7 separate regions of the Mus musculus genome follow, and all the other regions are linked to region 5. A link is a loop called in an ENCODE intact Hi-C map of the cell type or tissue named here. Cell type or tissue: left cerebral cortex. All regions are shown on one strand.

The links. A loop is a pair of places that touch in the nucleus more often than their neighbours do. Peaks named below come from ENCODE experiments on the same cell type or tissue, not always from the same donor. Only the 100,000 strongest peaks of a DNase experiment are listed, where the experiment ranks them.
Region 1: it touches region 5 in a loop (4-fold over the local background); 16 of 42 quality-filtered maps call a loop at or near these places.
Region 2: it touches region 5 in a loop (12-fold over the local background); 6 of 42 quality-filtered maps call a loop at or near these places.
Region 3: it touches region 5 in a loop (2.4-fold over the local background); 9 of 42 quality-filtered maps call a loop at or near these places.
Region 4: it touches region 5 in a loop (2.1-fold over the local background); 2 of 42 quality-filtered maps call a loop at or near these places.
Region 6: it touches region 5 in a loop (2.3-fold over the local background); 2 of 42 quality-filtered maps call a loop at or near these places.
Region 7: a loop joins it to region 5, with 5 times the contacts of the local background. A loop is called at or near these places in 3 of 42 quality-filtered maps.

What each region holds. Positions count from the first base shown.
Region 1 is chr3:135,884,958-135,888,957 of GRCm38, forward strand. Slc39a8 (solute carrier family 39 (metal ion transporter), member 8) reads left to right here. Exons shown (of 9, transcript NM_001135149.1): 9 at 1,848-3,615. The coding sequence ends at 1,997. Among named protein-coding and RNA genes, the nearest start is that of Gm31243, 15 kb to the right of the region's middle. In left cerebral cortex, a CTCF peak has its summit at 1,805 (motif pointing right); DNase peaks (open chromatin) are centred at 1,814 and 2,821; H3K4me3 peaks cover 213 bases; H3K27ac peaks cover 235 bases.
Region 2 is chr3:137,751,196-137,755,195 of GRCm38, forward strand. No RefSeq gene overlaps it. Among named protein-coding and RNA genes, the nearest start is that of Mir6380, 30 kb to the right of the region's middle. In left cerebral cortex, CTCF peaks have their summits at 1,321, 1,901 (motif pointing left) and 2,100; DNase peaks (open chromatin) are centred at 1,404 and 1,862; H3K4me3 peaks cover 732 bases; H3K27ac peaks cover 1,356 bases.
Region 3 is chr3:136,903,566-136,907,565 of GRCm38, forward strand. It overlaps Ppp3ca (protein phosphatase 3, catalytic subunit, alpha isoform), which reads left to right. Exons shown (of 14, transcript NM_008913.5): 10 at 1,734-1,808. Among named protein-coding and RNA genes, the nearest start is that of 1700006H20Rik, 50 kb to the right of the region's middle. In left cerebral cortex, a CTCF peak has its summit at 2,250 (motif pointing left); no DNase peak of the experiment used is centred here.
Region 4 is chr3:136,037,943-136,041,942 of GRCm38, forward strand. No RefSeq gene overlaps it. Among named protein-coding and RNA genes, the nearest start is that of Gm31243, 140 kb to the left of the region's middle. In left cerebral cortex, no CTCF peak of the experiment used is centred here; DNase peaks (open chromatin) are centred at 1,716, 2,312 and 2,798; H3K27ac peaks cover 1,950 bases.
Region 5 is chr3:136,667,128-136,671,127 of GRCm38, forward strand. Ppp3ca (protein phosphatase 3, catalytic subunit, alpha isoform) reads left to right here and starts at 2,939. Exons shown (of 14, transcript NM_008913.5): 1 at 2,939-3,774. The coding sequence starts at 3,717. In left cerebral cortex, no CTCF peak of the experiment used is centred here; DNase peaks (open chromatin) are centred at 1,169, 2,299, 2,868 and 3,388; H3K4me3 peaks cover 2,267 bases; H3K27ac peaks cover 2,880 bases.
Region 6 is chr3:137,199,191-137,203,190 of GRCm38, forward strand. No RefSeq gene overlaps it. Among named protein-coding and RNA genes, the nearest start is that of Gm567, 88 kb to the right of the region's middle. In left cerebral cortex, no CTCF peak of the experiment used is centred here; a DNase peak (open chromatin) is centred at 1,556.
Region 7 is chr3:136,449,223-136,453,222 of GRCm38, forward strand. It overlaps 1700030L20Rik (RIKEN cDNA 1700030L20 gene), which reads right to left and starts at 127. Exons shown (of 5, transcript NR_040592.1): 1 at 1-127. In left cerebral cortex, no CTCF peak of the experiment used is centred here; DNase peaks (open chromatin) are centred at 1,470, 1,925 and 2,346; H3K27ac peaks cover 2,640 bases.

The DNA of each region.
Region 1 (4,000 bases), 780 kb before region 5:
CAGTAGCTTGGAATGGCTGTCGTTGATTCTTTGATGACTGATCTTATGGATAAAGTAAGCACTTTTAATAGTGGGAGCTACTTTCTAAGGACTCCTTTTAATATGTGATGAATTAAACCCGTCTTCTCTTATAGTAGGCCTGACCCATCAGTTGCATAAGAATGTCACATTTAGAAGAATAAATAACTTGGTAGACGAAATACTTTTTTTATTCAAAGTGATTCACACTGAAAACTTTTGAAGTTAAGCTAAAATATTACACTAAATTAAGTAGAAATTAATATTGGACAATAAATATATATTTGAGTCAGTATTATTTATGTCTGTAGGTTGTGTGTGTGTGTGTGTGTGTGTGTGTGTGTGTGTGTAGAGAAAAATACCCTGTGTGTTTTCAAGCATACCTTGGACAGATTTCTAGAGAATGAAGTGTCAGAGTATAAAAAAGAGTATTTGGGTTATATTTAGAAATTAATGTATTACGTATAATTTAATAACATCTTTCCTTTGGATTACAAGCTCCAAACTGTAAGTGTCTGGCCCAGTTTGCTGTTCATCAAAGACCCTTAAAAAAGGCAGGATTTAGCTCTTAGACCCCCACAGTACTTACATTTTTCTGCCCAGAATTACCTTGCACATTGTCTTTATTCCAGATGGCCATTTCTTCCCATGACACAAAAAAGTTCTATCAAAGTTGGTACCTTTATGGAAGCGATACAGGTGATGTCCTATGTGACATAGTAGTTTCCTCATGTTAGAGATGTCACCAACTTTTTCCCTGTAAGAACTTCACGCCAGTTCTCTGACCTGCCTCTGGAGTCTGAAGATCCCTGGCATGGCTGCATCCAGGGTACCACAGCATTTATAACACATCATGCAATTTGTGTTTCTAAAACAGGACATACATGTCCCCTTGTGTAACCTTTGCAGTGGATGCTGTGGCTGAGAATGAACATTTATTTATTTACTAAAAACACCTAGGATTTTTATCTGTTTTCACTATAATGAAAGTATTATAATCTTCAACACTGGACCAATACACAATTTATTAAAAAATCTTGTCGCTCTGGGAGGAAAGAGCAAGCACAATGGAGAAACCAGAACAGTAAAGAAAGCTACTTCAAAGAACAGGTTCAGTCAGTTACACAAATGTTTTTCCCCTCCAGTCAGCCCGGAAAAATTATGAGATGGGCGGGGAAGCGGTTTCCATAAGTGTTTCTCTCCAGAGGAGCAAAGTCAGAATTTAAGCAAACAAAAATGTCACCATCTAACAAGAAAAAAACCCAACACTTCACCAACTCTGTGGTGGCACAAGGCAGGGTGATTATTAAGTCCAAGATCGTCATTAGTTACATAGTGACATAGTGACATAGTAGGGCAGCCTGGGCTAAGCAAGAAACAACAAAGTAAAACATGGCATACTTAAAAATACTATGAGATAAGAGGAACAATAGCATATCTAATGGGGATGAAGCAGAATATAGTATAGTATAGTATAGTATAGTATAGTATAGTAAGGGCTAACGGAAGTAAACAGAAATGCGTGCCTGAGGGTGAAACCCACCGGGTTGAATTCCTTAAAATTTGAGGTGTAGACAGCTGTATATGGGAAGAGAGTTGAGGAGAGAACGCATCAAGCCAGGTACATTCTATCTGGCTGTGTGACCTTTCGATAGTTTTACCGTGGATGCCGCAGAATACTAGGATTCCTCAATACCTGAAGCAAAACATTGATTGGTACGATCCAGTCCCAAATGAAAGAAATGCTCAGCTCCTGTGCAGAAACCCCAGACGAGCATTTCAGGATTCACCACAAGATGGCGACAGCCATTTAATAATGTGTCTTCTAGTTTCCAGAGATGAACGACATGCTGAGAGAAAAAGTAACTGGAAGACAAACGGATTTCACCTTCTTCATGATCCAGAATGCAGGGATGTTAACCGGCTTCACTGCCATCCTGCTCATCACCTTGTACGCAGGAGACATCGAATTGCAGTAGCCGGAAGTGGAGTATAACGTCAACGCGGGAAGGCATTTAATAACAACACAGAAACATCTCCATAGGGATTTTTGTTTTTTTAAAAGTATATCCTATTTAGTTAAAAGAGATTTTTTTTTTATTATTTTCAACTAAAGGCTAAGGAATCTAATGACTGGTTTCAGATATGTAGAATAGGTGAAATTTGTTGTTAAAATTTTTCCTTAAAAGGTTTTCGGTTTCAGACTGCAAAGGCTGGTGTATGGGGCCTTTGGTAAATACCTGGTTTTCAATATTTTATGCATATTAGAAAATTATCATGAAGCAAACACGTGCATTCACAAGCAGACATACAGATCCAGAGAAAAACACAATCTGGGTCATGTAAGGTTTCAGAACTTGCTTGGGTAAACAACAACAACAACAACAACAACAACAACAACAACAAAAACCTCAAGCGTTTTCAGAGTGGTTTTCTTCCAATTAATGTGTTTGACTGCTTTTAAAGGCAGGTGCATCAAATGAGGAAGAAAATCAAGACAGACAGCTCCAGTGCATGCAGGACCGATCCCAGTGCCTTAACGAACCCCAGAAAGATAGCGCACAGCGTTTGTTCAGCTTTATGTCTCAGTTGGCGACCTGTAGGATTGTTTTGAAAGCTAATACAAAGTAACATGAATTAGGAAAGGATGAAAGGCTTGCTAGCCCAGCAAGGCTTGGGCTCAGGGCTTGGTCCCTGAGTTATAAGCTTGAACACACCCTGCAGAAGACCAGAATTGCTTTGCTATGATTTATGCTGTGGTTCCAGCCAACAGAAATGCCTGAGGAGTATGCGAGACTGGTTAGAACTCAGTCTTGCCATGCTCTGGGATTGCTTTGTCATGGTGGAGAATATGTTGGGTGGGAGAGAGAAATTGAATGTAATTGTGAGCAATTTACTTTTTAAAAGATGAGCATAATTATTTAGCAGGGGGAATTTCAATAAATGCAAAAATCACAGCTGGGCTGGGCTGTGTCAGAGACTGATGGTGGAGGAGGCATGTGCTCATTAGGGGTGATTGACAGTCAGCAGAGACGGCTTCTTTTATGTGCAGTGTGCTTTGTTCCCATATGGTATACCGTTGGATGGAAAACCTCAGCATACTCTTTCTACCTTTCGTAAAACACACAGCTCACTGAGTGTTTGAGCACGTTGTAGACGATCAGTCTGAATTGAACATCCTAATTTCAATTCACACTCCCAAGTAACTTAAAAAAAAGATGATTTGACAGTGATGAGAATTAGTAATAGAAGCCAAGTTATCTCAGGAATTATGTTTTCCTATAAGCCCAAACACATTTTCATGTAATAACAGTGCAGATTTGATAAACTTTAACATATATGTTTATGTGTATTCTCACTTTATGACTGACAATTAAAAAATATTATTTGACCAAACAGTAAAAGCTTTTGAAACCATGTACCGTGTCAGTTATTTTTCTCTTAATATGTCTTTATTTTGAGTGACATCATGTGGCTGGTGTTATGAGAAGAGAGGCAAGTAGAGAACTGATGTTGTATTATTTTAAAAATATCTAGCAAAAAAATCCTACAAAGACTAATTTTTCATTTCAATAAACACAATCTATATTAGTATAACCTTTCGTTTCAGTGCTTAACAATCCTTGCTTTTTAAAAGTATATGCTGTGGGCTGGAGATATGGCTCAGTGGTTAAGAGCACAGACTGCTCTTCCAGAGGTCCTGAGTTCAATTCCCAGTAACTACATGGTGGCTCACATTCATCTGTAATAGGATCTGATGTCTTCTTCTGGTGTGTCTAAAGACAGCTATAGTACATTCATATATATATAAAACATTAAAAAGTACAGATTGTATGTATTTTTAATGAAATGACTTATGGAAGAATATTTTGAAAAGATAGTTTAGTGATTCTCAGTGTACATGCAGATTGACTCTTTGGCCTGCTTTTTGTGGGTCTGGCTCTCCATCCTTTCCCTTTACCATGGAGAATGAAGGACTTTG
Region 2 (4,000 bases), 1.1 Mb after region 5:
ACACACACACACCCAGGCTCCAATTTCTCCTTTGTGTTCAATCAGATCCCAGCCTATGGGAGAGCTGGACATACTCAGGGTAGTCCTTCCCATCTCACTTAAACATTTCTGGAAACACCCTCACAGACACACCCAAGGGTGTGATTCTAAACCCAGTCAAGTTGACAAAGAAGCTGAACCATCACCACTGTGAAGATTTCACTCACAGGCAAGTGACTAAAAACTACAGAGCATGGGATTTGACCACCGGTCCTTCTGGTTCTAACTCGGTCCTCACTGGGCTCGGCTCGCTGCACTGCGCCTCACTTTCTAGTTTGACTTTGAGGACTCTGACCAAATGGACTATTCATAGTTTTACATGAAGCTTTTCAAGAATGAAACAAAAATCCCTGAAGGTGAAGCAGCTCCTGTCAAAACAGCAAAAGAAAGCCTGAAGGAAAAAAAAACATGTATTAATGCCCCATAGGACATTAATGGCTCTCTGTCCGACTTCGGAGTCATGGCACCTTCATGAGGTGCTTTGGTCTGTGAAGTGCCTACAGTTTGATTTCTTGGTTTATGCTTTTAGTGCACGGACTTCATTTACTTATCTGGGATGTGGGCTTAAGCTGAAGAAGTCTGGGATGCAGGCAGTGGGCCCATCGCCGTTCTGAAAGCATCATTGAATTCTGACTCACCATTTATAGACACTGCCCTGGGCACTGTGTCACTCCCCTCACACCCCATGTCCCGGGTCACTATACCCCTTTTTGGTGCCTGCAATGTGATGACGAGCCATGTCATCAGATAAACTGCTCTCTTCTCTTCATTTACTTGATGTAAATACAGCCGGTGGATGTCACACCAATCAAACAACGCCCGCCCTTCGGCTAGCCAGTGCTTTTCTGCTACTTTGTTGTAAGCACATTGGACCCTCTGAGTCAGGCAAGATACATTGTAGACAACTGCTGGTTAACTCACATCTGAGTGGTTAAATTTAGACTTTATTCTACTGTCCTGAAAAGGGCTAGTTCCCCTTGGAATGTGGGTTTTGTTCCATTCTTGCCAAGTTTCCTGTAAAACTTTTTTTTTTGTTTTGGTTTTGATTTGTTGTTGTTGATGATGGGATGTTTTTGTTTGTTTGTTTGTTTGGGGGGTGTGTTTTTTGTTTTGGTTGGTTGGTTTTGGTTTTTCGAGACAGGGTTTTTCCTTATAGCCCTGGCTGTCCTGGAACTCACTCTGTAGACCAGGCTGACCTAGAACTCAGAAATTGGCCTGCCTCTGCCTCCCAAGAGAGAGGCAAGCCGCACAGGTAGCAGATCCCAGACTGTGGTTCTGGGACTGGCCAATGGAGGGCTCCACGGGCCAATTGCAAGCTGTCTGACTGAAGGCTCTGATCTCTCTCAATGTCTCTGCTAAACTGAGCATTTTTAACAACTTCGTACAGTCGCTGTGAAGCATACAGCGCATATTAGTATTTCACATGTGTTCCTTTCCTTCTCTTCTACCCCAGCCCCAACCCCCAAAATTAACGTTGCCAATTAAATTTGCCAAATAAGGCAAAGGCTACTGAGGTCGATTGCAGCTGCAAGATTAAGTCTCTCTGTCCCACCCAAGTGCTTAAGAAGTGTCCGGCACAATCCAAACTCCAAAGGATGTTAAATGCTGTTCCCCTGCCACCCACTCTAGCCGCCAGGGCCCCAATGCACATTAAAATAAGATTAGGGCAATGATTTAAGCTGAAAATTGGGCTGCCAGAGAAAGCACCGGCCTCACTCCTGGGGGATTAACTATACCTATGGGTACAGAGGCAGGCGCCTCCGGCTAGCTGACGTCAGCGCCCCCGGGTTGTTTTTGCCCCCCGCAGTGTGGGAAGGAATGGGAGTGGGGAGGATGCCGGAGTGCAGTGCCTCGCCAGCGCTAACATAGCCCACTGGCGCCCTCTCGTGGTACTCAGTCGAGTTGTTTCCTTTAAGAAAACAAAGCCAGGAGCCTCCGAATAGATAACTAATGGGACTTCCATACTTGTCCTCCTTCTCTTCCCAGGGTATGGAGAGTTTCCCAGCACGGTCACGGTCACAGAAAGCTGCTGATGAGAGAGTACTGGTACTGCTTTGTGGCAGACCTGAACAAACATCCAGTTTAGGAAGTGATAAGGACTTCAATATTTGGAGAGAGTTCTGGAATGTTCTTAGCAGTCTTCACAAAGAAAGCAGACTGCAGCAGAGGAGAGAGATTTAGACTGCCCTCCGTGAGCCAGCTTCTCATGGCGACAGCCTGGCTGACACTGCAAATGAGGCCCTGTGTTAGATCCACTCCACAGACTTAAGACAAGGCGTGGACCAGAGTCTCCAACAGCCTTGCTCAACAACAAAACAACAAACAGGAGGCAGTTACAGCTCCCGCCTTTCTACTTCCTGTGTCTATTTCACGAATCATGCCGAAAATAAGCAGTTAAGCTCTATCGTGCTGAGGAATAAATAATAAATGATTCTGACTCGACAGCAGGCAGATCTGGAGAGGAGAAATATTTTGTACACGCTGCCTTACTTCAGCAGGTGAGAGGAAGAAGACGCGTTCTGCAGACCTCCACCTGCCAATGAAGCACTGTGGTTCACAGGAGACAACATTCACTCACATCCCAACACAACCAGAAACATACACACACGTGTACACACACACATACATAGACACACAGTCATACACATCACACACACAGACACACACAGACACACACAAACATATACACACACATACACACATGCATAAACACACAGTTACACATACACACACAAACATATACACACACATACAAACATGCATAAACACACAGTTACACACATACACACAAACATATACACACACATACACACATGCATAAACACACAGTTACACATACACACACACCAGAAATGTAACTTGGTAATGTTTGATTAAGGAAACAGGAAGCCATTAGCTATCTCTGAACTCTGAGCTCCTGTTACAAACCACCACATCAACAAACTGAACGAGTATTTATTTGTTCACTTATTTATTTTGAAACATATTGGTTCCCTGAAGCCCAGTCTGGCCTTGAACTCCTGGTTGTCCTGCATCTGCCTTCTGAGTTCTGTGCATTCATACCTAAGCCACCACACATAACAGGTGTATATGTTTTGTCACAGAAAGCAGGGAGTTCAGTCCATCATCAACAGCCCCATCCTTCAACCAGTTATAGGCAGCCTCCTGCACTGGTTTGCCTTCTGTTGATATGATAAAACATCAAGCAAAAAAAACAAGTGGGGAAGGAAAGTTTTACCTTACCACTTATAGCTCACCATGAAGGAAACTCAGGGTAGAAACTAAGGACGACCCACGAAGACAAAGGGAGCAGAAGAGCAATCGGGGCCTGGATGGCTGTGAACTTCTGGGACTTAGCTTCAGAGAGATAGCTCATCGTATTGCTACAGGGGTGAATTATATAAGAGTTCTGAGGGTTGCCTACAGGAAGAGCTGATTGGTCACAAAACAGCACCGAATTATCATCTGGACAAGAAGAAGAGCCAAGACTCGTGTACTGAATCACAAATCACCTGCAGGAGACTCTCGGCAAGGTCGTCTCAGAATAAGACATCTGAGCTGAGAGATGCTCTCCCATTAAGGCTGGGCAGAAAAGAGGAAATCCCACTGAGAAAGGGTGTCCTCCATGTGCTGACCTTGGAGAGCTCTCTGGACATGATGGACTGAGACCTTAATAAAAGGGTCCTCCAGCAATAGTCCAACACCTCAGTTTCATGTTTCTAATCTCCCAAGACTAAAGGAGATGATTACTGGAGGGGGATAGTAGGGAGGGTGGTATTTGCTTGCTTTGAGACAGGGACTCACTCTGTAACCCTGGATGGCCTGAAACTTGCTATGGTAGACCAAGCTGGCCTTGAGTTATTGAAGATCTGCCTGCCTACTTCTGCCTCCTGAGTGTGGGGATTGAAAGTGTGCAGTATTCCTGTTGCTTTTAAGACACTCACTCTGTGGCTAACTTTAA
Region 3 (4,000 bases), 240 kb after region 5:
AATTAGGATAGTCATGTTTCCCTTGTGTTTCTCACAATTGTAGGCAGCGCTTAGTGCCCACAACATGCAGAAGGGTAACATTTAACGCAGCAGACCATAGTTATTAAAAACAGAACAGTTTTCAGAATTGGGCTTTTCTGTTCCCTCCCCTACTCCTCTATTCCTACCATCCCCTCTTCCTGCCCCCATTGTCCCGTTTTTATTCCTTAACCTAAATTACAGAAAAAAAATGTATTGATTGATATATAAAGATAAATTTGCAAAAGCCAGGAGCCTCTGAGCCAGGAGGCCTAACTGACAGCCTGGCTCATTCCTCATGGAGTGTCCCTTGGTGGCCTCTGTGAAGATAAGTTTCCAAGCACTTAAGAAAGTCAGGTCTATGCAGAGTTTTAGAGAAAAGCTATGTGGCTTTTGAGCATCTACAAGACTTATGGAGACATTTTTAATTTATTTAACTATCTGATAATGATTCCACAGGCAAGTACTGAGTTGTCGGTAGAAAAGTTTTCTCTTACGTCCTAATAAGTCACAGGTGCCTTGTAACAGTGTCCCAACCCATGGGACTCCATGCTCGGGGTTCCTACACTGGTCAATGCCAGCATCCCAACAGGCTCAGCTGTTGCCTGCTGTGGACACTGAAGCAGTCTAGATCCTGACAACTACCAGGCATGCTAGAACACCCTTTAGGGCAGTCTGGATCCTGACAACTACCAGGCATGGTAGAACACACTTTAGGTGGGCAGTTTCTGTTAATTATTCAGATTTTGACCATATTTTATGAAAGAAATCAGTGATATATTGTAAGACATAATTCGGCTTTGAAAATTAAACTCTAGATCAATGGCGTGGCACCTCTGGCGTTTCTCTCTGTGTGTCTTTGGTTCCTAAAGAATATTTCTTAAAATGTTGTGTAACCTTAAAAACAGCTTCTGAAGATGTGTGGGCCTATCATTACCTGCTTGATAAAACCCAACCAAATTTCAAGAAACATTAAACATGATAACATGCACATTGCTAGGAAAGAAGGCCGCTCACTGTTCCATAAACCTATTACCATCTATTTACTTTACTAAATTCTGGTTCATCTCAAAGTATCTTAAAACCTTATTTTTGGAAATCAAATTTAATGATATTTCTGTCAACATATTTATTTCTTAAAAAAAAATCAATATTCCCAAATCTCCTTCAAATACATTAGCTCATCTATCGGCCGTTTTTATTAAATACACAGCTCCTCACCTGTCACGGACGGAGTCTCCAGAGGATTAGACAAATTAACTGAAAGAGATCTGGCATTCGCTCAGTCTGCTCAACAGAAGTCTGTAATCTAATCTACACCGGGCAGCATCATTGCGAAGATAAACACAAAATTCCAAGACAGTTCTCTTCTCCCTTATAGATTTACAGGGTATTCTCATCCAGCATTTGTTGGCCCCCCCCTGCACCCCCCCCCCACGCACACCTTCTATTGACCTATATTTAATAAGAATTAGTAAGGGATTTCATAAGAATGACATCATAATTTTATTTTTAAAAGCCTACATGGGATTAGACAGCATGTTATCTCGTATGATGCGTAAAGGCAGATATAGATCCAGATGCTAAGGACAGGGATAGAGACATAGAAGTGACTTCATCTGAGATAAGCACGAGGCGCAGATGAGCGCTGACGGAGCAGTAGTTATGGCTGACACCTGGGGCTTGTCTTTCCTCTCTTCCATGTCTGGCTACAGTGACTGAGATGCTGGTCAATGTTCTCAACATCTGCTCCGACGATGAACTGGGGTCAGAAGAAGATGGATTTGACGGTGAGAGGCTAAGCTTTGCACTCATCCCATCTGCCCTGTAATTACGTAGGATCTCCATGCGAACCCTGGTCATGCATTTTTAAGATTTCAGATTATGTTTAAATCATAATGGTGAAAGTGAAAGCATTTTGTCTGAGGTAAGAAAATGTCAGAAATGAAACCATGAGAGGCTTGCCCTATTTATTACTTTGAAGCTGTTGTTGAAATGTAAACCATTTTAATAACCATCTTTCAGTTACCCACATTGCTATTTGATATACTTTCACCCATAACCTTTAACCTCCTTAAAAAAAAAAAAAAAAAAAAAACTATTTTCTAGCCCTCTCTCCTATCATTTATCTTGATGTGTGTGGTAAAGGAAGACATTTTCATGTGGGTAAGTGTGTGTGCTTAGGTCTGCTATCTCTAACAGTGCCCTCTGCTGTGTGCTCTTAGGTCTGCTATCTCTCACAGCGCCCCCTGCTTTCATCTGCCATTTCCACTAGCTGCCCCCATGTCTTTACAGTTTTCATTTTTTAAGCACTGTTGATGACCTCAACTGTTAATTCTTTCTGTGTATTAATATGTAAAGATGAATTCATGAGAGTCCTTAACTTATTTTGAGATTCTCTACGATAATTCAGTTACCTCCAAACACTAGATTTTTCTCCAAAGACAGAGAGGTGTGTGAGGTTAAAAGTAGAAGGACGATGACTGGGAGCCCTGGTGAAGCACCTGAAACGCATGGAAGAGACAAGGATGTGGCAAGAGTCGGAACACGCTAGAGCAAACTTTCTTCATGTATATTAGTACGTCCTACCCTGTGCAGGGTCCTTGGGATTCCTCAGTGCCTTGGAGAAAGCAGAATCTTCATAGAGGGACTGGGGTGGAAAGAGACGGTGTCATCGGAATAAGACATAATGAATAAAGAAGAAAGACAAAGATAGAAGTAGATGCTTTGATTAATTTAAATGAAGAGCCATTGAACAGCACTTTAGTAAAACAGGAGATGGTGGCCCTTTCTAAAAGTTAGTGTTTGGATAGCATGATTTAGTATTTTAGTGTATGAACTCTGATAACAGCTAAAAGCACAAAGTGTCTATTGACCATGTACTTGGATAAATAGTATAGACTATATACATATATAACTGATATATAATTGATATCATTAATAAATATAGAGATATAGAATTTATATATGTGTATATATATGTATGTATATATATATTACATATATATGCATTAAACACACAATTTACTGCTAGCTCTAGTATTTCTCTTTTCTACAGCTTCTCTCATCCCGTTTACCTCTCCTCATAAACTGTTTTCAGACACCTCATTGCAAAAGAATAGGATTGGGAGGAAAGTGGATGTAGAAGGAAAAAAATAATTATTAAGACTCTTAAAGATATTTTTAGATGTTAACTAAGCAAATGTGCCTAATGTCACAGTTTGTAGGTGTCTAGATTCTAGATGCTTCCCACATTATAGCCTCAGGTACTATGGTTAACTTTTCCATGGTTAGTGTTTCCTCTTAAAAAATAACATTTTCATAAATGGCCCAGACTTTTTAACTAAAGATTACTTTTTTTTTTTTAACTAAAGATTACTAACCAAAGATTCTGAATCGTAAACAGCAGTACAGACCCTTATGCCAACGTTTCTTTTCCCTACCTTCCTGTTCTCACTGTGAAGGCAGCCTTTCTACCCATCCCAAAGTTTCCGGCTGGTACACACTTCCAAAAGGAAGGCACACAAAAGAAAAGTCCAAGGATTTGATACAGAATATTAGGTGGCCCCGGAGCCATCAGAGAAAACCACCTAGAAAGCTAAGAACAAATGTCTAATTTTTTTTGGTCTCGTTTGATAAATAATGAGCAAATTTACAACAGTGTGGCAGGACAAAGGGGTACTATGGAAGGGAAACACCTAAGGAAGAAGGCAGGGAGCCTGTCTGTCCAGATGCGTCTTAGCCTTTCAGCATGCTTGCTGGGTGCCTTCAGAGGAATGGAGAACTTTCTAGGGCTTGCTTTGTGGGAGAGGCATCCCAGGTTCTCTGCTGGACACAGGCCTGGATGCTGAAGGAGAGAAGGCACAGGGAGGGATGGGAAGAAGTCAGAAAAGCATTGATTTGGAGGCTTATCCACTTTTCTTCAGTAATTATCATAATAAGTTCCATAATTTGGGATACTGTGTTCTGAATGCAGATATTT
Region 4 (4,000 bases), 630 kb before region 5:
GTAGGACAAGTGTGACTTTGGGCTAAAGAAAGCCATAGATAAGGTTACAGAAGGAAGGCCAAGAAAAGTGATCCTCTATTTGAAATGGTTTGCAGGGAAGGAACAACAGTTCAAACAGGAAATTAAAAATTGGAAATCAGGTATGCTATGTTGTAAAAGAGAAAAATGGTAGTTATTACTCTGCTGTTCATAGTCAATATCAAGTTTACAGTGTCTAGCTATTATTTGTTTTCTACAAGGAAGATGGGCTAGGATGACACTGAAGTTAGGTTGATAGCAGTTTAGGGCTTCCTGGAGGTGACAGAGTGAGAAATGCAGGGGACTTACTGGATAGGACATTTGTGGACAGCAGAGGTGGACACAGGCTGGTAGGAGCCTTACTGGATGGGACATCTGTGGACAGCAGAGGTAGACACAGGCTGGCAGGGGCGGGGTCTAGATTGCACTGCATGTCTGGCACCTAAGAAAAGAGGCGCAAGGAAGAACGGTGAGGCTGGAAGAGTTGAAGACTTCAGTGCCTCCTCTCCAGAGGTCTTAATGAGGTTCTGAGACCACTCAGCTACTCAGAACAAAGCTTACCCCTTGAAGAAATCCTACACTGGGAGAGGGTAGCCTGGCTACAGCTCTCACACAGTGCTCAGGTCTTGGTTGGGAGCAACAGGTAGGCAGAACTTCAGTGTAAGTGGCGCTGTGGATTCCAAAGTTCATTCATTACTTTTCCCAAAGCTGGCCACCCCCATGGAAAGGGCAATCTAAGTAGTTCCTCCCTATGTCTCTCTTATGTTATATGATGAGAGCTGTGCTAGTTAAGACTACTATAATAGTATTTCATAATCAGATGGGTTCAGAAACAACAAAGCCTTACTCCTCGTTGTTTTGTGAGGCTAAAATGTCTAAGATCAATGTACATTCAGAGTCTAATGGGGTTCTGGTTTTCTTGCTGGGCTGTCTTGCTGTGTTCCATTTGTATTGATAGGCAAAGGGTCTCTCTGGTGTCATTGGTGATAGCCGTGACCGTCTAGATAAACAGCCACTCCAGACTTCTACGTGTTAATGCCATTTTCTTTGGATCAACACATGAAGTTTAGAACTGGGAGACCAACATTCTGAGCAACTACTATTTGAATTCTGGCAGCTTCATTCTTTGTCAGGCAGGTTCACAGGTGTTTGCTTTTGTTTCTGTATTGAAGCCTAAGGATTTTAGCAAATATTTCTTTAAGCTTCATCCATTTATAACTCTGTAACTAGCATATATACCCAAACCACTCTGCTCATTTACGCAGTCTTTTTCATAAGTGATTTGAAGAAATTTGTCTGAGAATTGTGAGTAGTTACTGTCCCGCGGCTCGGGTTGTGCAAAACATGTGCTATTTATAATTGATTTTCCCTAATGTGTTTATTAAATCTTTGTCTCAAAGTATGTCAAGCATATGCTGCTAACAATGTAGTGAATCATTTTGTATTTCTACAATAAGGGGCAGTTAAAAAGTACCCAGTATCCAGCCTATTTCAAAGGACCTTGGGTGGGCAAGAGATTGACTATCAGTCCTGAGTGGGAAGAATGGTCGTCCTCCCAAAGATTATGATAGAATGCACCAGTTCCAATCACATCCCATCTGGAAGAAGTGTCTGAAGGCTCACAGGCTCTGCTTTCCATCTAAGCACACCCCGGACCACATGTCTGAGGGGGTGCTCAGCCAGCAGACACCCACAAGTTTCATCTGGTGCTAAAAAAAAAAAAATGGCAGATCAGAAAGCTTGGAGTGCAAGGCTGAAATAAGTTGCCCTGAACTGACTCTTGGGCTCTGTTCCTTGCTGCAGTTAGGACGCATGGGGACGGGATGTTTTCGCGTTAAAGTTGAAAAACTCTGAGAAGGCATTGGGAAAGTAGCTCAAGTATCACCATGGCATCTTTCTAAGAATTAAAAATTGTGCACTAGGAACAGTTTTAAGGAAAAAAAATGATGAAAGAAACTGACTTTGAAATAACTACTTTGAATAAACTCTACCTAAATAAGCTGAGCACCGAGTCTCTTGTTCACTTGAGCCAGCCCTTCCATCCTTCATCTCAGAATCAAATCTGGGTACACTTAATTTGTCTAGACTCTTTTCTTAGAATTTCCTTAAAAAGAGTTGATTGTTCTCTTCTGTAGAGAGATAAGGCTGCTTCCAGAAGATGAAAATGCATGGGTTAAAATAAATGATCATGAACATCGAAGTCATTTAAATTTCTTTAAATTTTGTACTGGAGTTGAGTGAGGTAACACAGGCACAAAAAATTAAACACCGAATGTTCTCCCTCAAAGTGGCTCCCAGCTTGAATCCATAAGTGAGCATGTGTAACTAGGAATTCTGTAGGAGAAGGAACTGGAAAGGAGCCCCTGAAGAGAGCTTGTCTTAACAGAGGGGATAGTGAATGTAGTGATTACATAAGCAGAAAGGGGGGTTCAGAGCAGGTGGGAAGGTTTAAAAACTGAAAGTGTGTAGGAAAAGGGGGATGAGGGAAGGAGGAAGGGTTAACCAAAATGACAGGAGAATGAAAAACATCCTTATATAATCTTATAACCAAACAAAGCCAAAACGAAATGAGCAAGCAGATTTGGAAGTGACATATCCTTCAGGATTGGAAAATAATTCTTGAAGCTATGGATTACTAAGCAAAAGCTCCAATGATAGGTGTTGGATAAATTCTTAAGGGTTATTATTGACTGATGTTGGTTGTAGGTGCCGTAGTACAGAGAGAAGCTCACCAAGATGCTAAGCCATCACTTTGCGAAGGAGCAGAGGGGTATAGCCTTTCAGGTTAGACTAATACCCAGCTAGCTCACTCCAGCTACTTGATTCAAACATCATACAAGGTTAATTGGGGCTGGGGAAGGTTCCAGCTACCAAAGTTGTCTTGCCCTTGCTGCCCATGAGAGCAGACACCACACACAAATTTCAGTTCTTTTTGACCATGGCTAGCCATAACGAAAAGTAAGAACTCCAGGTTTGCCAGGAGTGGGTTAGGTCTGAGATTAATACAGCTTCAAGCTCTCCTGTAGCTCCAAGTGCAGACCTTCCGGAGAGACAACATTTCTTCAAAGTTTGCACAGCCTCATAACAATTTCTTAGCCTCTACTGAATGATCCAAACTTAGCAAAGACTTTGGTGAAACATTTAACCCAAAGCCAGACATAAGGCTTTGCTCTACATATCACTACAGGTTATTGGTCAGATTATAAGACCCTACTGCTGAAGAAACCATATGTCTTGGTTGCATGATATAGAGAAAAAGCTGGAATGAACTAGAAGCCTCTTCCCTGCTAGCCTTCTTTTTATTTTAAAATAATATATCACTATTAGTTTTTTAATGAGAATAAATAGATAAAGTCTTTTTGTTTGTTTGTTTTGTTTTTAGTAGAGCTTAAAATATTGGCTCTTAATGTGGTACAAACACAAAATAAGAACAGTTTTTGGACATGGGAGTTTATTGTAATAAGGCTGTACTTGAATGTTCCTCACATCAAAGGATTTTACCTCCATAGTAGATAAGAGTTGACAGTTCTGCTGCACCAAGGAATGAATTGTAGGCATGATTTTTGGATACAGATTTCCTGCTATGGTCAAACCTATTTGACTTGAGTGATTGTCATCATTCTCAGCCCTCAGGGAGCAGGTTGCATTCATTGAAGAAATGGTATGTGTATTAAGATGGTATATCCATGAAGTCATTCATCAACTGTTTAAATGAACAATGGTTCTGCTTGGAGGGTGGCACAGACATTAGGTGAGGGTAAGATTCTGGTTCATTGGCTATGATGATTTTGAAAAGCACTCATCTCAGAATACGAGTAACTTATAAAGTCCTCTTCTTCAAAATTGATACAATAATTATAAATATCAAGCAAGGCCTTCAGTCTCATGCTTTGCTGTTGTCTTACAAGGCACCTCCCAAATTAATTGTCTACATTGCTCTTGGCTGTATAAATAATTTTGAAATACGTAAGCTGTTCTGAAA
Region 5 (4,000 bases):
ATAAAATAAGCAATGGCTGTATATTAATTTCCTAATGGATACATCGATAAATCTTAGCGACTAACACAGAAATGACTATTTTTTTTTTATTTAAAGCCTCATGCAGTCTTTCTAAGGAGGTGATCAACAGTTCTTGATGTTGTCATAATAAGACTTGTCGCTATTTGATACTCTGTCTATAGCAGGGTCTTAGAAAGCTCTGTATTCAGCTGAAGAAGCTTACAGATGGAAGGGTGCGTATCATTGCTCCATCACTCTGCTGGCATGTCACAGACAGCTTGGCCCAGATTATCAATACCAAGAACTAATCGCATGGACTCATTATGGTTGGGCTGTGAAAGGGAATTCCAAACAGGAAAGCTGCTTCCTAGAGATAATTAAACAAAGGAAGGAAAAGTGTATTATTTTTTGTAGTGTATGAAATGTTGTCTTTTATGACTTTTTAAAAAATCTTTACTTTCTCTTCATAAGCAAAGGACATTTCCAAAGTCAGCTCCTGAAAACTGAACCTGTCACAGTGAAAATGTGAGTTCCAAATGTAAGCTAATCTTTGTCAGTTTGAATATAGTCAAGAGCTGTTTGGGAACTCTAACAGGATTTAAGGAGAAAAGGAAAGGGACAGCTATAGCAGAGAGCTGGCCATTGGAAGGGATGACTGGCTATCTGGTTGACTAGGCCGGGTGTCTGGACCTAGCTATTCCTTGGTTGGCATTGTCCTGTATAGTACTTAAGAATCCAACTTTACTTAATATGCATCTACATTACAGTGCTTAGGGAAACACACGCGCGCACACACACACACACACACTAAAAGTATTTGATGATAGAAAGATGTGCTGTGCAAAGTGATTACTATTTGTCACCCCCTCCCCCCCCCCACACACACCTTATGTGGACTTGGGATGGACTGAAGGGTGTTTCTGAAAGGTCTACCTTTAGTTCCTATTTCTATTATCAAACTTTTCAATGTGTTTGATAATTTCAGCCCCTGATCCTAGCTCAAGGATGCCTTTCCTATGCCCAGGGGAGAGCTACTCTAAATAACAGTTGCATCTGTGAGCAGCGTGGGGGTGAGGGAGTCTTGGCTTTCAAAGTGAGGATCCCCAGATAAGGTTTCCTGGTCTTTCCTGAAGCAGGCCCTGCTCACCCACAGGTCTTGGCGTCCTTCCCTCTCTTCCAGCCATCTGGCCAGGGACCAGCTTCCCAAATCTGCCTTGGCAACTAGCTCTGCTCTAGCCCAGGAGGCTGTTTGCAACAACCCCTAACTGAGGAGATTACAGAGTCCTCTTGTAGATAATTTCATGTTCCCTGAAAATTCCACTGGGCTATATAGATCTTATTGAAAGCAAGGACCCTAGAGGTGGCAAATTTAGCAGCAGAAATCTGGCCACGAGGGCAGCCTCCCTTTGCGGATGGGATGTGACCATCCACTCCATCTCTCCTTTTGACTGGCAGGCTAGCCTTCTCACATCCTCTGTCCTAAAATCCTTGAGGCTACCTAGTTGTCATGCCCCAGAGCCACCAATTTGCTATTAAATTTGTATTTTTTTGGACTTGAGTTTCATCTAATCCCTGTGGCCAGATCAGTTCTCCTGGCTCCATCTCCTAGCTTCCTAAACTCCCCCCCCCGCCCCCTCCCAAGACAGTCCTGGCTGTCCTGGGACTCAGTCTGTAGACCAGACTGGCCTGGAACTTACAGAGCTCCTCCTGCCTCTGCCTCCCAGATGCTGGGACTAATGGAGTGTGCCTCCAGCAGCTTCCCACACCTTTTTGTAGGCCCTTTATTAAGCTTACAGTCCAATTCAGGAAATACGAAAACCCTGATACTGAAGGAATTTGAAAATAAAACAGGAAGGACAAGGGTGAGAAATTTATTCAGCTCTCTTCATAATTTCCTTGCTGGTCCTTGGGGTTGTGGTAGGCCAGGGGGAGGGCTGTGCCCAGAAGATATTTTGTTTGTTTGTTTGTTTGTTTTTTCGAGGCAGGGTTTCTCGGTATAGCTCTAGCTGTCCTGGAACTCAGGAGGCAGAAGATATTTTGAAGAGCATTTCATACACGGTCCCTTATTTTCCTTCTTATGAGGGACTTGTGAGAAACTGCAACAAGCCAAGGCCCTACATGCATCTTGATCACTGAGTGACTGACTGGAAGGAACAGGAAGAAATTTAGTGTCACCTATCGCCACCAGTGACTGCTAGCTCCTGTGAACAGGGAAAAGGCGACCTCTCCCGAGTCTTTCTGACTCCTCTTATCTCCTAGGGCATCCAGGGTCACTGAGCACAGCCAGGGTCGCATAGGCTCCAGTCTGTTCCCATCCACCTTGGATAGCTAGCCAGCCAGCCACCGCGTCCCGCAGCGCCCCAAACACACTTTCGTTTCTTCCCGTGAAGTTGTGCACGCGTCCTAACCACCCCACCATCAGTAATCCCCGTCCACCTAGCTCAGGCAGAGCTGCCTCCCCAAGGTAAGCTGTTTACTCGTCGCCTTCCTTGGCGATCCTCCCTGGACAGCTGCGGCAGCGACAGCAGCTGCGCCGCGGCCGGGAGCGTCCGGCGCTCCTCCTTCCTCGGTCTCCGAACTCACTACTGCGGGCCACTCACACACTCGGAGCGGCCGAGACCCACCCGGGAGTGTGTGCAGGACTTCGGGAGTGGGCAGGCGCGGGGGCACGCAGCAGCCCAGCTCCTCCCGGCCCCTACTCCCAGTCCAGCCTCCCTCCTCCCTGCCCACTCCAGTGACACTTGAGCGGTCACAGGGCGGTGGAGGCAGCAGGCCCACGGGACTGACTGGCACCCTGAAGAAAACAGAGCAGGGGGCGGGGCGGTCACCCAGACCACCGCCTTAGCGATGAGGGACGCGCTCTCCAGCCAATGAGCTTGCGAGGTGCAACGTGGGGCGGGCCCTAAGGCGGACCCCGAGGAGGAGGTGGCCAGGGCGCTGGAGGCGGGGGCGGTGAGGAGGAAGGGGAGGAGGCGGAGGCGGGCGCGGTGGTGGCGGCGGCCGGCGCGGCGGCGGAGGCGAGGTTGTGCCCCGGACTGTGTCCACCGAGCTCAGCGGCTGTTGCCTGTGCGTGGAGAAGCAGCGGCGCCGCGAGGCAGAGGAGGATCGCGGACGAGCGCGGCGGCGGGACGTCTACGGCTGCCGCGGCCCCGGCGGCGCCCGGCGACAATCGGCGTGGGGAAGCAGCGGCGGCCGCAGCGGCAGCCGCCTCTCCAGCACCGGGAAGCCGAGGCGCGGCTGGCGGCGCTGACATCCGCGGCCCTGCCTCTCCTCCCTCGCCCCCGGCCCTCCCCATGTGATCGGTCTTAATCCCGACCGTGTGCGCGCGTGGGGGCTCCATTGCGCGGCGCCCGGTGTCGGTGCCGGGGTGGGTGCTCGCGTGTGCTTCTCCTCCCCATCCCCCGCCCCGTCCCCAAGAATAAAAGAAGAACCGGGAGGCGTGCTCAGAAAATAAATAAATAACCAGCACACACGCGCAGCCCGGAGCGAGGCGGCGGGGCTGGCGGCGGCGGAGGAGGAGTGAAGGCGGCGGCGGCGGAGGAGGGACGCGCGGAGCCGGCAGTAACTTTCGAGCCAGCCCAGAGCCCAGAGCTCCAGCCGAGCGGTTTGCAGCGCGGCGGCGGCGGCGCTGAGTGTCTGGCCCGCCGGTGCGGTCGGGGTGTGCAGTCGGACGGGACGAGCAGCGCGTCGCTGTCCCCCCCTCCCGGTGGCTGGAGATGTCCGAGCCCAAGGCGATTGATCCCAAGTTGTCGACGACCGACAGGGTGGTGAAAGGTAAGCGCAGCGCCGCGTCGGCCCGGGGTGCACCGAGTGCCGCAGGCGACTGTCCTCCCCTCCCCCGCCCCGGTCGTCCCTCTCCGGCTAGCGCCGGGGACCTTCTAGGATCTCCTGCAAGAGGCGATCCCTTCCTTCGCCGCGCCCTGCCCCCACACCGCCCACCCGGCCCTAATCGGGGCATTTATTTTTATTTATGTATTTATTTGTTTGTTTTCGTGGACGG
Region 6 (4,000 bases), 530 kb after region 5:
ATTCTTTCTATTCAAAAAAATGTTGTGTCCATATTTACTGGTATGGAAAAGTGAATGTGAATGCTGATGAAAACAATAGAAATTATAATAGAATGTTGAAAATAACTATGTTGAAAATATCTTGAAGCATATTTTCTACATTAATTGTCATATTTTAGGCAAGTTGAATTGTTATATTTCTGTATCTTAATGTAATTTAGAAGATAGAAGTAGTTTAATAAACAGAAAAAATGATGACAATTCCTACATTTTGAAAAGTTAAGAAATACACTCTTCCCTTTGTTCTATGTTGTTTCCTGAGCCAAGTGTTTGTGTGCATGTGTGTGTAGGTGGTATTTGTGAGTGTGCATGTGTATATGCATGGTGTTTGTGTATGTGCATGTGTGAAGGTATGCATGTGGTGTGTGTGTGCATATGTGTTTTGATACAACATAGATATGTTCCATCTATAACAAAGTACCCACAGTCACCAATTCTTAGCACTTTGAACAGTGCCATGTCTTTGCATTGACTGACACCCACTACAACATGAAGATTCTCTGACCAAGGTTGAAAGCAGCACTAATCTATAATAGAAACATAAGCATTTAGACAATGTTGACACTTTGATAACATGACTATTAAAAAAAAACAACCCAACATTAGTAGGTTCTTCCTTAGGCACTATGGTTTCACTAGCTCTGGGTTTTGACCATGTTTGGAGTAGCAAGCAAATGGGAAGAGTATTGTGAAATGTCCTATGGACATGTATGTCGTGGTTATTGTACACATGGACTCACAGCAGCTATGGTTTGTCCCAGATCTGCACAAGATCAATACGCTTAAATTCTAGCCTGAATGGGAGAATAGATCCAACGATTCCACTCCTATCTGAGTTGTTAGCATCTGATAGCTGCTAGGCAAGGGAAAGTCACTTTTCTTCAGAGGCATGGACACTGGTGTGTTCCCCATCTCCCAGTAAATAATGACATAAGCATATAAGCAGAGTGAACTAAACTCAGTGGGTTAAAAAATGATAACAGTAATAAGGAAGTACATGGTTTGGGGAAGAACAGGTAATGGTAAGGTCTGAGAAGAAAGTTGGAGGTGGAAGTTAGAACTGGTTATGATCAAGATGTATTTATATGCATGTACGACATTTAAAAAATACTTTTTAAGTTAAGATACAAAATTAAATACTAAATACAAAGGGAGTCAACCATTTATCTTTTGTTAAATATGTATAAACAAGATAAGATCAACTGGGAGAAAAGTTGGCTTTCACTGTACCATCAAACATTACCTACATCACTCTTAAGAAGACAGACTAGTTAATTTTGGAAAATATTGACATTAGTGAATTTCTAAACACCAGAGGACATCCTGTAACATTTTGTACCTTTATAGTAATGTTTTTAGGAAGAAAGTTTTGAGAATTTATGTAAGGTGATTTATTACATGTCAAGGGAATGAATGAAACAACTTACAACTTACTTCATGCGTATTTGTCATGTCTTTTGGCATTTGGGAACTTGTGCATACAGTTAGAAAGTGTGGGTGTAGGAAAACACCTACGGCAGCTGCTGGAAATGCTTGGGTGTAATATTCTCTGTACTGAAAGTAAATAAGCCTAGGATCTTATTTTAAAAAAAATAACTGCAGTGGGAAGCTAGTTGAATAGAGAGGTATAAGAGATGCAGAAACTTCCATCTTTCAACAATACAGCTGGGCAATTGAGACCGATGGAGAAAAGTGAAAGTAATTCCATGATACTCTCTCCTGAAGCATTAAACACTTAGTAGTGGATTGAAAGATGGGCAGCTTCCACCATTCCAGGCCCCCTCAAAAAGCACTGCACTGACTGGAGTTATGCAGACATAATATGAGAAATATATGATGTAAAGAAATTCCATAATTCCTCAAGAATAGCCATGCTATGCCAGCCTGATGCACACAGAAGTTTGTTGACCTTAAGGTTAGAAGACCTCAGAAAATAGTTCTACACATTTCTTCTAGCTGTGTACCATTTCAAGAATTAGTTGTTTTTTTTTTTAAACTTGAAACAAGCCTAGTATTATCTTCAAAGAGAGACCTTCAATTGAGGAAATGCTTCTACCAGATTGGCTTGTGGGTGTGTTTGGGGGAATTACTTGATTAGTGATTGGTCAGGGAAGGTCTAGCCCACTGTGGGTGGTGCCACCCATGGGCAGATCATCTCGGGTTGTATACAAAAATGGGGTGAGCAAGCCATGAAGAGCAAGCCAGAGCAACATTCCTGCATGGCATCTTCTTCCCTTGCAAGATGGACTTTAAGCCGTAAATTGAAATAAACCTGCTCCTTCTCAAGTTTCTTTTGGTCATGGTGTTTTATCACAGCAACAGAAATGTAACTGAAATACTGTTGACTTCTAATTTCTCAGAGGTTAGCCTTTTATTCTTTCTAGCATAGCGTACTGTACCACTTGTTAGCAAAGATGGGGTAAATTACTTAAGAGCCCTCAGGAAACTATAAAGAACCATCGAAATTAAGCTTGTTATTTGTTAGTAAACCAAATTGACTTAGGGCATATAAAATGATAAGGTATATTTAATCATTCTGAGGATCAGATTCTGTTTCTGATCCTGTCACTACTTGGGATGAGAACAAGCAAGTCTCTGACTCGTGTTTGCCTTATTCACGAATGATGTCACCAAGTCATTATAAACAATTGATGAGGTCTCGTCTGTACATGGATTTCAAAACACAAAGAGATCACTCCTTTCCTTTTAGGTATTAAAATGCAGTGTGGAAACAAATGTTTTGCTTGATTTCCCTGAGTTTGCTATCTGTATTTCTTGTCATTCGCTAAGCTTCTATGCAAAAATTTTGAATTAAGGTTGTTTTAATCAAGCATTTCATAGAGTTCCACTTTTTTGGTGTTAATAAATGGAAATTGATTGTATCTTCAGTGGTGTCGTATTTCATGAATTTTTACGTCCCTTTAAGAGTTTCACTGCTGTCTTCAGAGTTTAGAAAGTAGTCAGAGAGATTCTCTGGTGTGGTGGTAGGCTAGAATCTGCCTCTTTGTAACCTTGTGAAGATGAGTCAGAACAAGACAAGAATCTATCTAAGAAAGAGAGAGGAAAAAACAGAAGTTCATAAGGGGACTGATAAAATAGCTGAATATATGACAAGAACAAGTAATGTGCCATAATCAAATAAAGGAAGCTAACCGCCCATTGCAGACAGAGTATAAGAATCCTTATCCAGAGAGGTCAGTCACCTTGGTGAAGAGACTGCAAGCCCTATTCACAGTACGAGTCCTCATCCCTCACAAGTTCTTTGGTAGGACTGGGTGATAGAATGGATCTCTGGCAGATGGGTCAACACTGGAAATAATCCCACCCTGTCATCCTAATATGGCTCAGGGTGGAATGGTCAGGTACTGTCTTTAGAAAGAACTTATGTTTTAAAACTGAGCTATCAGGAGCTAGAAAGATGGATCACTGGTTAAGAGCACTGATGCTCTTCCAAAAGTCCTGAGTTCAATTCCCAGCAACCATATGGTGGCTCACAACCATCTCTCATGGGATCTGATGCCCTCTTCTGGTGTGTGTGAAGACAGCGACAGTGTATTCATATAAATAAAATAAGTAAATCATTAAAAAAACAACAGCTGAGCTATCTTAGTACCTGAGGAGAGGGAACAGTCCCAACTCAGGCTAAAGTCCCTAATGAAAATAAGTTAAGGAGAAAAAGGCTAGATGCTAATAGCCAAAATGTTAGGCCTTCCCAAAATTCAACTCTAGCTGAGAATGGTAGGTGGAGTGATAATCCTACCATTGATAGGCCAGAGCAGATCTTGTCACCTGAGAATAGTGCTCCACTCTGATGCCCTGACCCTAGAGGTTAGCCAATGGATTAACCTCTCGATGTACATCTACCATGCAGCACTACACAGACTGAGAATTCTGAACAATCATTGGAACACAGCATCCATAGCTGTATCCTTACAGTGGAATGGCCAGTATTTAGGGCCTT
Region 7 (4,000 bases), 220 kb before region 5:
ATAATCTCTGTCTTTGGCTCCCCCAGATTTTAGATAAGAGAAAGGACATAGTTCAAGTGGTCCTGTTTCTCTTTCCTTCTATGCTACAGATCTTGCCCTACATCACAACCCTTCTTCCAAATGTCTTAGGAATCTTAAATCTCAACAGAACATGCTGCTATTCACAGAGAAGGAAGTTGTGCTCCAAATTCTGACTCCTATGAATGCACCATGGGGAACGACTCTAGTCACATCCTGTCGCACTGGAAACCCACACAGAGCAAGGTTAGCATCAGATTCTAATGATGTCACAAGAGCCTTAATTATTCCACAATAGTTGTTCTGACCCCAGCGGTACAGATGGCAGTGATACAGCATAGAAACCTTTATCCCCAGAGTCTCCCAGAGACAGATGGTAGGGGTGGGGGTATCTTTGTATGTGAAGAGATCTGCCACTCTGCTTCCTGGGTAGGCTGAAATCGTACATTATACTCAGGAAGGACACATGAATTCACCTAGTCTAATCTAAATATTTGGGTACAGTTTATTTTTATTTTGTTATTCAACTGCCTTTATCCTATAGACAGTTTTGAAATGTAAGCAAGCAAACAAACAAACCCGAAGTATGTACAATTGCCTCTCAATATCTGTGAACTGAAACACCATCTTTGAATACAATGTATTAGGGGAACTTTTTCAACCATACTGAACATGCACAGATTCATTTAGTTAGCCCCTAAATAATATATTATAACCACCATTTACATATCATTTACCAGTATCAAGTGTTATAAATAATGGTGAAAAAATTTAATGTACATAGAGAAAAAAGAGCAAAGTTATGAGCAAGTTCCACATCTCCTCTCCAAAGCATGAGTCAGTTTCATGGACATTGGTCTCCATGGGTCCTTCTGGAATGGAAATTGGGTAAAAGGGTCATTACATATAAATAAAATGTTTCTTTAAATAGTAATATATACCTTTATACTCATTATATCCAAACAGCTACTATTAACTATGCATCAAGCTACCTAACTGCTCTGTCTTAATCCATTCATCTTCAAATGAGCCTTAGATTGGCCTTATTTGATAGTACTTTTGTAAAGATTAAATACGTTGGTATGCCTGTTTTTATACAGTACTCAAAATATGTAAGTTATTATTATACATAATTATAATACATAATTATATAATAAGGTAATTATTATAAATGATTATATAATAAGGTATCTTACTATGTATAATATGAGCTATAGCCAATTAGTCTCTTCACTATGGAAATGAGATTCTTGAAATCCAGAAGAAAAACTGCCTTGACAACTTGGCAGTGATTCTGGCAAAGGCAGGACAGTCCCCAGTATGACAGTTCCTCCTTCCAACAGGCCACAGTGGCAAACACTGAGATGCAGGTTGCTACTAGGTATGAGGTCCTATACTAAGAACTTTCCATCGTCAGCTATCATGGTCCTGTAAAGCAACCTTAAAAGGCAACTGATGTTCCAGTTCTAATCTTATCCGGGAGAAAACTAGGACACACACAACTTCCAAGATACAGAACTCACCCACTATTTCACATCTAGCAAGCTGCAAAACTATGTTTTAAGTCAGCTATTTCTTGCTCCAAACATTGGTCAATGCCCTACCATAAGGAAATTTCTTCATACTAATCAGAGCATACTAGTGAATCTCTGAACTAATTAAATTAGGCATGGAAAGGTCATAGAAAGCAAATATTTTCCTACAGATTTGATTCATCAAGAAGGGACTTAAGGGGCTGAAGAGATGGCTCAGCCGATAAAGGCTAGGCTCACAACCAAAAATATAAGAAGGGACTTGAGAATCTCGAAGAATTGAGTACCCTCACTTTCAGAGATGTGGCCCAAATCCTTCAAGTGTATCTGTGTCTACCATCTGTCTTACAGCTTTTCTGGTCCACAGCAGTGTGACACACTCTTGTCTGGGCTCATGTCTCACTCAGCATACCTATTTTCTTTCTGAAATCCCCAGCTGCCTTTCTGTATGCTTGTGGAAAATTTTTCAGTACCACGAGTGCAATCGTAAGACCTCCAGTTCTTTCTGACTTGTTGGTGAGAGAGTAAGGTGTTTGTCAGACCTGAGTGTTGTGGCTTTGGCTGAGCTCCTGACTTACACGTTCATCAGTGTAGAAAAGAATCGACATGGCGAAAAAATGTTGAGTAAATTTGTTTATGAACCCAGACAAATCATGTTCCCTCTTTTGAATAGGAAAGACTCCTAAGCAGTCTTTTGTGTTGAAATGTGATATAATTCCACCCTCCCCGTTCTTCCCTGCCTTTGGACATTGCTCACTGGTATTTCACAGTGAGTCAGGCCTGCCACAATCACAGCCTTGTCTTGCTTCACTGTCACCACCTGCTTTCCCATCAGCCCAACTGATGAAAACTTTGTGCCAAGCTGAAATGTGTGTTTTACTTATTTTTGTGTTCAGACAGAAGCCTTTGAATGAACGTTGGAAAGCTACAGCCACACATCTCACTCATACAACACAAAATGGAAGTCTCAGTAGTCAAAGGGAAAGCTGGCCACTTCAAGATAGATCTACAAGTGTTTATTTCACAGACTGGTTACGGAGACGTACAGGCCATTTTATCTTTATATACAACAGATGCCTCCCATCTTTAGTTGTATATCTTTTTTTGCCAAAAGTCAGCTGCTGACGGGAGATATAAATGTTCTGTAGAGAATTTTGAACAACATGGTGGTTAATCTTAGGTCAACTTGTCTAGATGAGAGGATGCCCAAATAAGAAGGAAACACTATTTCTAAATATGTCTGTAACATTTCCAGAAGACATTAGACTGAATAAAGATCTACCTTACCATGTGAATAGGCATCAATGAATCTATCAAAGGTCCTACAAAATGACAAATGTTAAAGAAGAGGCAGTCTCTCCCCGTTCTGGGACATGAACCTACCTCTTTCATTCTTGTTTATCAGAGATCTCAGTTCTTAAGGTTCAGATTTCAACCAGGGTTTAGACTGTGTCCTACTTAATTCCTGGAACTATAGTTTGTGTTGGAATGAGACCATCAGCCTTCCCTGTGACTCTGACTAGCATAGAGGGGAGAGAACTTCTGAATACTCCCAATTAAATGCACCAACCTTGTACAATACATCTTTTCTATACATTACATATGGATCCTAAAAGTTCTATTGCTCTGAAGAACTCAGACAAATATGGGAGATTTATAATAACACCAAGGTTGAAAACAGAATGACAAAAGATTTGTTAAAATGAAGCAGCCTACACACCAATCAGTGTAGTGATGCATACCATCAACTTCAGAATGGACCAGTATAAAACAGGATCTCACGATCACACTGAGTTCCATGTCAGTGCTGACTTACCAGTAATAGAAAATTGCTTTCACACCAGGTAGTTATGGTAAGGCTCAAGTGGGGAGATTGTTATCTAAGCCCTTCAGATAATTGTGTGCTCTTAAGAAAACCATTTAGCCTCTCTAGGTACTCATTCCCTCATTTGCAAGGTGAGAAAATTGTAAAGGCAGTCTCCATTTTCTCCTATTACTAAATTATGTTTACTATCTATAAGCATCACAGGGATTAGCCATTTGGAGAAAAGAAGCTGAGACTGGTTACAACCATGCAGCATTTCCCTGGGAAATTCAGCAGGAAGAAAGCCATGACTTGCAATATTTGCCAGTTCCCATGGTGCAAATATTTCCACCATCGCCATATTCAATTTGATGTTATTAAATACAAAGTTCTAAAGAGAGGTGCATATTTGGCTCTTGAGAACTGGTAGGAATGGGCTACAGCACACTTCTGACTCTATTTTCTAGATCTAAGGTTTGTTTTCAAACGACTTGGAAAGCATCCTTTATTGCTTTAAAACGATGCCTTAATATCAAACCAAACCAAAGCTTTACTAAGGAACATTTTCCTATTTGGATGAAAAGATACACAGTAACCATTTGTTTTGGCCTTGGGGAAATAAAAGTGCAAGCTAATATCCTAAATG